2 separate regions of the Mus musculus genome follow, and region 2 is linked to region 1. The links are chromatin loops, found by intact Hi-C in ENCODE. Cell type or tissue: left cerebral cortex. All regions are shown on one strand.

What was found. Hi-C counts contacts between places; a loop is a spot of excess contacts. Peaks named below come from ENCODE experiments on the same cell type or tissue, not always from the same donor. Only the 100,000 strongest peaks of a DNase experiment are listed, where the experiment ranks them.
Region 2: it touches region 1 in a loop (2.2-fold over the local background); 2 of 42 quality-filtered maps call a loop at or near these places.

What each region holds. Positions count from the first base shown.
Region 1 is chr1:13,800,612-13,803,111 of GRCm38, reverse strand. No RefSeq gene overlaps it. Among named protein-coding and RNA genes, the nearest start is that of Gm26273, 27 kb to the right of the region's middle. In left cerebral cortex, no CTCF peak of the experiment used is centred here; a DNase peak (open chromatin) is centred at 1,022.
Region 2 is chr1:14,179,066-14,181,565 of GRCm38, reverse strand. It overlaps Eya1 (EYA transcriptional coactivator and phosphatase 1), which reads left to right. Exons shown (of 18, transcript NM_001310459.1): 17 at 1,986-2,086. Among named protein-coding and RNA genes, the nearest start is that of Eya1, 130 kb to the left of the region's middle. In left cerebral cortex, no CTCF peak of the experiment used is centred here; a DNase peak (open chromatin) is centred at 1,084.

The DNA of each region.
Region 1 (2,500 bases):
AGCCTCTCCCTCTCTCTTTTTACCTTCTCTCCTTTCTCCCTGCCTTTCTACAATAGAGCTATAAAACCATAGACTCTCTCTGACCATCAAGGCCCGCCTTGCTTGAACGATGGGATAGGCTTTCTCCTAAGGAGCCATATCTAACCTCCGGACAGAAGACCTTCCTACACTGCAGCCACTGACCGGACTAAGGACTCTCACCTGCCTGGGAACCACCCAGTGCCGCCTCTCCCCTTGCCTTCTTCCCTTATCTCCCCGGCCACTGCCCAGGGGCCCCTATTCTGTTCTCAGCTTCTCCGCCATATCCAGTGTGGGATGTGGGAGACTGAGAACCTGGTACCTGGGGCTGCCCCTTGTCCACCACTCGCCGTGTGGGATCAGCCTCTGATGAGGTCACTTCAGGTCATAGCCTCAGTTTCTCTTGATGTATTCAGAGTAGAAAAGGCAAGTTAGCTCTGTGGCCTTTAATAAAGACAGTAATCTCATCCATTACGGTTCCAACCGTGTGATCTACTACCTTCCAAAGGCCCAATCTCCAGACTCCACAACAATGGCATTACATTTGGGACTTATGAAGTTGAGTTGAGTCAAATATTTCAACCATTGTGGTTTTGTTAGGGCAACTTTGGAGACATAATAAAAACTGATGTGGTGAATACCTACACAGAAGTAAGGGACCTAGAACACAAATAATGATCAAAAATAACAACTTCTGGAATTGTGGGGTTTATTATTAGAGACTGTTTAATAATGCTATATTTGTCAGTTTGCTTAATCCTTAAAATCTAGGTCTTCCTAGAGAATTCTGTCTTCTATCTTTTGAAGCACCTCCATAAGACAGTCGTAGTGTCTGGATTAGCTGACCTTCCCACCAGCAATGTATATGGGCTCCCTCTAAGAACTAACCCTCACTCTTATATGACAGTGTAGTTGTCTTTTCACTTGTTTTATCTCAGAAAATGTGCCCATGAGAAAGGATGGAAGTCTCTGATGTGCGAGAAACTGGGTGCTGACTCATCTTCTCCAATGAGAGCAGAACAGAAGGTGTGAGGAACGTGCGGTCCAAGGAAACTCCAGGTCTCCTTGTGCTCTTGAAATTTTGGCTTTACAAAGTTCAAATTCCTTTATTGTCACAGAATTAACCTAGTTCTGAGACAGTAGTCTTAGCAGGCTACTTCACAAACAAACGGGCAAAGAGCAGGATGTGAATGTTTCAGGGGTCCTACCAGGCAAGGTTAAACACACACGTTTTCTAGACTGAATTATGGAAGCTTACAACTAAGTGTATCAATCTGAAATAAAAGATAATAAACACTCAAAAAACTCATCCTGCAAGATAAATACTATTATGACTCACAGCCTAGAAATAAGGAAACAAGTATCTACAGTGTATAGACAACTCTACCAAAGGCATAAGCCAATTGTTCCAGTGACTTGGAGCAGCTACAGTGTTATGCTCGTTTTTGAAGTAGTTATAATAGAAGGCTTCACATATGTGCTACAGTAAAACTGATGTGTGATTTTATACAACAAAGTATATGCTTATATGAACATCAGAAGTCAGGATCCACATGTAAGCAACAGAATATGGTATTTGTCTTTCTGAGTCCATGGTATCACACTTAATGCGATACTTGCGATACTTTCCAACTCCATTTATTCTGCTACACATTTCATGTCAGTTCCCTTTACAGGTAAATAAAATACCATTGTATACATGTATGTACATTGTATATATATACACTATTGCAAAAAATGCAGCAACATGGATACACAAGAATACCTGCGGTAGGAGATCAGCTTCTTTGGTATATGCCCAGGCCTGGTACAGCTGGGTTATACAGTAGTTCTACTTTTAATTTGTTGGAATCTTCCACACAGATTTCCATGATGACTGTGCCAGTTTACACTCTTATATGCAGTGAATAAGGGAATGAGGACTTCTTGCAGAAGAAGACCCAGGTCTGGGCAAAGAAAATATAAAATGAGTCTGAAATAATTTTTGGCTTATTACAGTAAGGAAATGCTAAACGCATGGTAAAGACACATTAAAAGGATGTAGAAGCCACTTTGAGAGAACATCTGTGTCCAGATCTTAGAAATTTTGAGTCTCAAACTGAGAGTAACAGATGATTAACTAAACATTGAATATAATTGATGAGTCCACATAGATCTAAGTGAATAAATGCAGAAGTTTCTAGAGACAAAGAAGCTTTATGCACAGAATAGTCCCAAACAATAAGCAAAGGATTACAAAATTAACTTGAAACTGTCTTATTTCAAGCAACCAACATCAATGGATGCTAGAACTACTGAGTGAAAGCCAGATGAAGGATAGATATCTGTACTGTGTCAGTGTGTTCTCACACAAAGAATCCACCTACGGGGCTGCAGACATGGCACAGTGATTATAGCCTTTACAGCACTTACAGAGAACTCAGAGTCCATTCCTAACATCCATATAATGACTCAACTGTCTATCACTCCAGAGCCAGGGCAC
Region 2 (2,500 bases), 380 kb before region 1:
ACATTCCTGGGGCCCTTTGTTTCTTTTTCCCCACAATGACTACAGTGTGCGGCGTTCCTTATACACTTAGACAATGTGTATGTACTCAGAAAATGGGTTTGGATGAAATGGATAAACATCTGTGCATTGGAAGAGGCTGGGGAGGCCATAGAGTTTCTTATAGGCAGCTGGGTCAACACTGCCATGTTAACCAGGAAAACAAGGTTACCGTGACAGGAATGCATGGAGCCTGGGCAGCTGAGCCTACTACCATTTTTAAAAAATCTGCCGATTCCATGTCTAAGAACAACTCATGCTTCTTAAACTAAAACTTTTTTTAATGAAAAATAATAAAAACAAGCTCCTTTTTAAAATAATCTTATGTTCTGTTCTGTTTTTGTAAGCAATGTAGGGATTGAAAGACCTGTGACTATTGCTGACTGTCACCAAGTGAAATCATTGTGGGGGTCACTATCGACAGGCTGACAACTTCAGCTTTTCAATACTTAGTGCAAAAAAAAATCTATATAACCCAAAGTTTGCAATGAAACCTGTAGATGACAGTATACAAGCCAGACTTTTTATTTTTTCCACCAAAACTTCACCCTTAAATAACCACTAAGGAGTTGTGAGATTAGCTCAGGCCTAACCTGTGAAAAGCCCTGGGCCTGATCCCTAACACTATAGTAAAAAAATTAAAAACAAAACAAAGAAAAACCTGTTCACATTTATATAGCAATTTAATATTCCTTTCTATACAAGTCAGAAGTAATTCAGCTTTGCAGAACATGAAAGCATTTTCCCATTCAGAGGAAAAAGTCTGTTTCTTAAAGTGATTTAAAAATTTCACAGTTTAGTGGGCAACTAAAGCATTGAAAGGAGTCTTTGACCAAGGCTGGCCATATTACATTCTGTCAGATGCAAATGAAAGATTTTAGTGCAAAATACAAATATAAAGCAGACATTTGTTTAAGCAAACAAGCAATTTGTTCATGGATATATCTGATCCTCATTTGAAAGAGGTGCAGGCCCTGCTCAGCCATTCATGTTTGAGAACTATCAACTGTCCCTTTGTCCATTCAAATGACCTTATTGGCAACCGAGACCCAGACACCGATCTCCTCTGTGAGAAGAAACAATGCCAGCATTAGCTACAGAGATGTGCTGACAGCCAAGCCCAGAGGAAGGCCTGACATTGGAAAGATAATAGACAGATAACGGTGTTCTGTTGCCTGGATCCTGCTTTCCTCTAGGAAAGCGCTTGGTTGGGTGTAAGATGGCTGGGTGAGGTGGCCACAATCTTGTTGTACTACCCATAAGCATGCTATCCGACAGTTGTTTAAGAGGATAATGTATAGCATATTTTTAAGCAAAGACATTAGGCTTTGTATGTCTTTCTCTTGACCAGCAAGGGTTCAATTACTAAGTTTGGTTATTTTTGTTTTTAAGTCACTCGCACTGATCCTGTATGATTCGGCTTAATATAACAAGTTTATAAGCTAAAATAGACTGCTAGAATTATATGCCTTTTAGTCTCGGCTTGTAGGGAAAGAATTCTTATTATAATTCAGTACACTAGTGTGCACACACATACACTCAGGCAGATGTGCATGGACACACATTCGTATGTTTGTATCATTAAGATCTTTGGAAAAGTCTATTTAAACCAGGCTGCCCAACATTTTGGCTTTGAGACATGGTGTTTCAAAGTTCATGCTATTAATTGTGCAATGGAACTAAAAACAAAGCAAAACCTCAGCACTTCAGTAAGTTTGTGATTTTGTGTTAGGCCACATTGATAGCTAGCCTGACCTCATGTGTCACAGGCCATTAATTTTCGAAAAACAGCCTACACACTGCTAATGAATTCACAGCCTTTAGCACATTGTGCTGTCTTCATGTGCTCAAGTGGCTCGACGTGTTTCCCTGGGTTGGATAGAGCTGAGTCGGAAGCACGGACGCCCAGCATCAAATTATACTTTCTGTACCTTGCTTTTATCCACTAGGAAAGGAAAGCTGTTTTGAGAGGATAATCCAAAGGTTTGGAAGGAAAGTGGTATACGTTGTCATAGGAGATGGTGTGGAAGAAGAGCAAGGGGCAAAAAAGGTAAGCCTCCCCGGAGGATGCTGCCTGCAGCTTCAGTCCTCAATATTGGCTCCTTTTACCCATGGCAGTTTCTTACCACAGACGATGAAATGTGGAGAATTGTAAACACGGGGGGGGGGGGGGGCTGTGAAGAACCCTACAGATGTGAGTGAACTTTTCAAGTGGTAGTTGATCAGAAAAGCTAGCTTAGCATTTTGGCAATGTCCCAGAACCCAGGTGACATATACTGTCCTTATTCCTGGCATATAGGACATTGTCAGGTGACTCACATCTTGTTACCCAATCCCTCTCAAGCATCACTTTGGAAAGATGCTTGCTAACAGTCAAAGCCGGCATGCAAGATGAAATGATTTTCTGTCCCAGAGGGCATCTGCCTTGCTTGGAGTGCTGGAAAGGAGAGAGCCTTGGATATGA